Linked DNA regions of Homo sapiens: region 1 is linked to region 2. Evidence: read pairs that join two places in POLR2A ChIA-PET (ENCODE). Cell type or tissue: Panc1. All regions are shown on one strand. Each heading gives the region's core, and the rest is flanking DNA. Links, peaks and the distances in the headings are about the cores only. Region 1 overlaps LINC00924 (long intergenic non-protein coding RNA 924). Region 2 overlaps NR2F2-AS1 (NR2F2 antisense RNA 1).

Evidence for each region. Peaks named below come from ENCODE experiments on the same cell type or tissue, not always from the same donor. Only the 100,000 strongest peaks of a DNase experiment are listed, where the experiment ranks them.
Region 1: POLR2A ChIA-PET joins it to region 2 with 5 read pairs; 2 of 35 experiments call an interaction of 5 or more read pairs at or near these places.

What each region holds. Positions count from the first base shown.
Region 1 is chr15:95,453,503-95,456,421 of GRCh38, forward strand. LINC00924 (long intergenic non-protein coding RNA 924) reads left to right here. Exons shown (of 6, transcript NR_027133.1): 3 at 262-371. Among named protein-coding and RNA genes, the nearest start is that of LINC00924, 22 kb to the left of the region's middle. In Panc1, for the core only: no CTCF peak of the experiment used is centred there; no DNase peak of the experiment used is centred there.
Region 2 is chr15:96,207,654-96,210,572 of GRCh38, forward strand. All of the region lies in intron 2 of NR2F2-AS1 (NR2F2 antisense RNA 1), which reads right to left. All of the region lies in intron 1 of LOC112268156 (a long non-coding RNA gene), which reads left to right. Among named protein-coding and RNA genes, the nearest start is that of NR2F2-AS1, 120 kb to the right of the region's middle. In Panc1, for the core only: no CTCF peak of the experiment used is centred there; no DNase peak of the experiment used is centred there; H3K4me3 peaks cover 361 bases; H3K27ac peaks cover 1,966 bases.

The DNA.
Region 1 (2,919 bases), core at 268-2,767, 750 kb before region 2:
TGCCTCCTAGGTTCAAGTGATTCTCCTGCCTCAGCCTCCCAAGAAGCTGTGACTACAGGCATGTGCCACCATGCCTGGCTAATTTTTGTATTTTTAGTGGAGACGGGGTTTCGCCATGTTGGCCAGGCTGGTTTTGAACTCCTGACCTCAGGTGATCTACCTCAGGTGACCTCAGCCTCCCAAAGTGCTGGGATTACAGGCTATGAGCCACTGTGCCTGGCCTGCTTGCTTTTTAAATTAACTATATTACATAATTTTCAGGTAAGACACAGTTATCCAGAAAGAGCCCTAGAGATGGATAAGGAACCTGTTGGAATGCTCTGATATTAAGAAAAAAAAAATTAAATTCAAAACCAAAAACAAGTCACAAGGTAAGGAAAACTTTTGTCACTTTCTTTTATATCTCATGACTTCTTTTTTAGCCATCATTTTATGGCCTGGGAGAAGACCCAAATAAAAGGGAAGGCAGAAGGCTGGGTTGGGGGTTGGGGGGAAGGAAAGAAAAGTTAAAAAAAAAAAAAACCCAAGGAAAAAAAAAGCCAGAATTGAAAAGAAAATACATTTCAAAAATACATCTGGTCCTGCTGAGAGTAACAGCATTCGTGTAAACGTGTAGACAAGTCCCTAAGCTGATTTTTTTTTAAAGTCCACGTCTTTGATATGTATTGCATTCATTCCATAGTACACACACTTGAAATTCAGTAAAGAAAAACAGATCGAGATCACAATTCATTTTTGAGAGTACAACAAGTCTTTTAACTTAATTTTGCATTTTGCTTTTCATTCCAATATTGGCAAATTAGATGTAGACAGAGGGCTGACACAAGACTGTTGTGGCCACTGGTGAGCAGTGAGAAAGATGTCTCCGTCAATGACTTCTTCCCAAGCCGGCTGATGGGTAGCACAGGAAGGCTGTGACCTGTCTCGGAAGCAGTCTAGCCCAGCACAAAAATCACAGGCTTTGAAGCCAAAAGGGAATATTTGTTTCTGATGCTTGACCCTCTCCAATTTGTTACAGTGTCCACAAGAAGTTTTTTCCTGGAAGTCTTTTTTTCAGAGAAATCTATGTACCACGGCTGTGTTCAAACATGATACAGAGACCCCAAATGCCACTTGCTTGCTGTCTTCCTGGGAACAGGATGAGGATGTAATCTGAGCTTTTTAGGGTCTATCTCTACATTGCAACATCATAACACTGAAGTGTAGATTTATAGCTGCTTTATGTATATTTTCTTACTCCCAAAGCCCCCCTTTTTACAGATACATACACAACATGTCATGTAGAAAAATATAAATTGTTGACCGTACAGGCACTTTCTTCCTTTTTAAACCTTTCCAAAGGTCTTTTTGTTAAATACACCCAGATGCCGTTTGACAGATGAGGGGCTAATTGCTCTGTGAATTACCTCTATCGATTCCTGTTTCATGTTGAGCCAAACAAACAAAAGATATTAATGCTTTGAAAAAAATGAATGATGACCTTTCTCTGCAAACACAGCTTGCGGTCTCTGATTATTGGTGATTCCAGAGAGCAGCGGTCAATCGCAATAGCTGTAACGCTATGATCACTATAATAAGCTTGCCTGACCTTCTCTGCCATGTTAAGTGGTTTAAATTTATTTGCCCAACAACAGAAGAGCTTTCACTTAAAGTCACAGAACATTCAATTCAATTTAAAGATGTAGTGTCTTCTTTCCTCTTCTTCCCCTTCCGTATCTTTCCCTACTTGATACACCTACATGTCAAATTTACTAATTGTTTTATCATTCTAAATTAGCCTGATACCTGAAAAGCAAATTCCTTCAGTTCTTAAAGATTCCAATTGCCATTTTCTCTTTTGATTTGTTGTTTCTTGCTCTAAGACATTTGAAACACTTTGTTTTTTTCTCTGTTTAAGTTTTGTCCATGATTCAGGTTTAATGTGTGCTGCATAAAAAGTCAAGAATCCATGAGCTGGGTAGTGCTAAGCACCCCCAGCTTGGGAACCAGGGGTATGGTTCCATTTTTGTCCTTAATTAATGGGACCTTGAACCAATATATATATTTTTTTCCTCAGAGCATTTCCTTCCAACTTGGTAAATGAGGGGAAAACTGCCAGGTGATCTACCTCAGAGCCTCTTTCCAACTGGAACATGCTTATGTTTCAGATCTCTCTATTTAAAGCATAGTTTCATATAGATGGCAGAGTTATAACTTGGCAGCTAAGATAAAGTGATGATAGGACCTTTAAGGACTTCCTAACTGTTTCTCAACGAAGTTTTATGATGGTGAAAATGTGCAAACCACAAATGACTAAAGCCTTAAATGGTTAGGAAGTGGATGCACCCCCACCCCCACCCATAGTTTAAATGGAAATCTCTTGAAAAGGGTACCCCTGACACTCCCACCAATTTCCTGGTAAGAGGCACGCCAAAAATACCAAGGAAGTAGTTTCCCTTAGAATACTTTAGTTCCTGTGCTATAGGATCAAAGCAGGAAGTGAAGAGAAAAACACCACAAATAATCAAAAGACTTCCTGCCTTAGTTTGACATTCTCAAGCAGTTAGGTCTGAATTCACATAGGATGCTGGGTATCCCTAAGGTGACTTTTCTTAGACATTGTCTCTAGTTTCTACTTAAGACAGTGCCCAATAGTACTGCCAAGCCATCCCTTGACCATACTTGACTTGGCTATGTTAAGTACCATGTTGAGTTAAAAAAAAATGCAAAGCATGGTTCCTGCTTGTGTCAGGCGCCTTGCTGCGGCCTCAAAGCACCAGGCTGCTTCTCAGCACGAGGATATTTGCAAATGTGATTGTGCTTTCTCTGCGAAGAATGCCCTTCTACTCTTTTTCTCTTCAAAATCCAATGTTAGTGCCTTCCTAATCCCTATTCACTCTTTAAAATTTCACGTGGCATTATCCCTCTTCCAGAATGCCT
Region 2 (2,919 bases), core at 287-2,786:
TAATGCTTTCTAGCAGATTCCACCGAAGTCCAGTCCAATCCCCCAATAACAAGATTAACAAGTTTTAAAATAAAACTTAGCAACTATGCATGTAGCCCTGTTTGACTTTATATCTCACATGACCTCTCCTGTTTCTGTGAATCAGAGCTTCCAGCTGGCTGGGATTCTATCTGTCATTTCTCAGCAGGCAGAAACCCAAAGGCCACAATCTCTGGTTGCTTTATTCTTTTTCCTCTTCACAGATCACCTCAGGGGAGACACCATCTACTATCTTCCTCACAAAACTTCAGCGTCTTGAATTACCTTCCTGACTGCAAACACCTGATTCATCCATTTCTTCCTGGAACTCTTAACTTAGCCAAAATTTTAGGTTGTATTCAATTAGGAAAAATCATACAAAATACCTATTCCCACTCAATTCTAGATTAATCGAAATCTTCCTGTTGAGTTGGTTATGCAGGTAAAACTACACCACCGGCTTTGGATATTTAAAAAAAAAAAAAACACTCGAGATAGTCAAAGCCTTCCATATCTAGCCTAAACTACCATTTTCTTCTCATTTCCCACAATATCCACCAATAAATTTACAGTTCAGCCACTGTAATTTCTTTTTGTTTTTGTTAAAACAGAGTCTTGCTCTGTCGCCCAGGCTTGAGTACAGTGGCATGATCTCTGCTCACTGCAACGTCTGCCTCCGGGTTCAATTCTTGTGCCTCAGCCTCCCAAGTAGCTGGGATTACAGGTGTGCATCACCACGCCCGGCTAATTTTTGTATTTTTAGTAGAGACGGGGTTTTGCCATGTTGGCCAGGCTGGTCTTGAATTCCTGGCCTCAAGTGATCCGCCCACTTCAGCCTCCCAAAGTGCTGAGATTACAGGCGTAAGACATCATGCCTGGCCCTAGCCACTATAATTTCTAATCGATTTCAATATTTAGAACTGAAGATTATTTTATTTGTACTGCTGTTTTCCATTTGCCAAACTCTTTTATCACCTTATGGGGCTGCTTGTGAACTTCTCTTCTTCCTTAGGCCAGGCAATTCAATGTTTCAAACTGAGTAGGGCTTTCAGACACTGATTTTTATCTTAAAATGGGAGTCGAGAGCATTTTATTCCTTTATTTATTTTTTCTTTGAGACAGGGTCTTGCTCAGTTGCCCAGGCTGGAATGCAGTGGCTTGATCTCAGCTCACTGCAACCTCCACCTTCCAGGCTCAAGCGATCCTCCCACCTCAGGTTCTTGAGTAGCTAGGACTACAGGCACATGCTGCCATTATATTTATTATACATATTAAATATATATAATATATTATAATTATATATACAAATTAAATATTTTACATATATATATATGAGAGATGGGGTTTCACTCTGTTGTCCAGGCTGGTCTCAAACTGTGGGGCTCAAGCAATGCACCCACCTCAGCCTTACAAAGTTCTGGAATTACAGGCCTGAGCCACTGCACCTGGCCTTATTGTCACTTTTTCTAAAACATATTTGTGAGAAAGACAAATGGACGCTTTAAGACTCCTTGAGAAATCAATTGAACCCCTGTTATGCCAGATGAGCCCAAGGACATAGTTTTGAAGCCTGGATCTGAGCACTGTGCTGGACCTGGAAACACTTCACTGCTTTCCTTGAGAAGGCAATCTCTCCAATGACTGAGCCCCAGGCACATCCAGGAGGCTTCATAGCACAACACCAACAGCTAGCAAAGGTTGCCCTGCAACTTTAGGTTAGCACTAAGGCCAGAAGTGGGAAGAGGTTGTCGCCAAACACCTTCAGCCATCTGAGCAGCTCTTTCAACTTGGTTTGTGCTGCTTTGTCCTGGGGACTGTCTAAAATGAAGGACCTCTTTGGCTGCCCTCTGCTTTCCCTCTGACTCGCTGAAACACCCGGAATGTTCTCCGAGACGCCTGGAGGTAAATTAAAAGTTCCATTCGTTTATGTATGCCGCCCGTCAGCACTCAGTCAACATCAGCACATACCTTTGGACATTGCCCAGATAAGTTGTATTTGATCTGGTGACCTAAAGGTGAATTGTAGGTTATACTTAATTACACTCATGAGCCAAGTCCAAGTCAGTAACAAACCTTTCTATTTCACTCCGAAATACCGTGAAACCCCTTAAGGGAGTCCACTGATTATACCAAAGAGGTTTGTATGAACCAACTAGGGTAAATAATTAGACTGTATTTTTAATTAATATTGCAATGCCTTCCAGCACAACGATATTTAAGATGATGACAGTATTGGAGATAAGTAGAGAAACAGTCTTGCGTTTAAATCAGGAAGAATGAAGGAAGTTTTGTCAGATTGACAAAAATACCCTATAATTCTAGCAATTTTGTGTCAAAAGTTTCCAGTGTGTTTAAAGGAAGTTTTCAATTTAGTAAATGCTCTGTTTGCCATGGTGAAGATATACAGAAAAATAAATACAGAGAAAACGAAAGGCAGGTAGTATGCATTTTTTTAGTCATGTGAACTTTATGGGAATAATAACAATTAACACAGATTTCATAATGGGCACCATTTCAATTTTTGTTTCATTAAGCTTCGTAAAAAATATAGGCTTTTGAAAAAAGCCAGTTCAATTAAAGCATGAACTTTTCATTATTTTTTAACACATTTTACCTATTTTTAATTGATAGAAGTGTTACATATTTTGCCAAGCTAGGAGTTTTTCACACTTCTTTAATTCAAACCAGCTTGATTTTTGCAATTCAAATAGACACATTATTATTTGGTATTACCTGGAAACCAAATAAAGTAACAGTAAAACTTATTAAATAGATCACAATGCATACATTATTTCCTAAAGAAATTTATTTTATTATACTTTCAGAATGAAGTAAATCTTTTTTTTTTTTTGTTTAACCCTAGCTAAACCTCATAACTCCTTAATGAGAAAGACACTAATA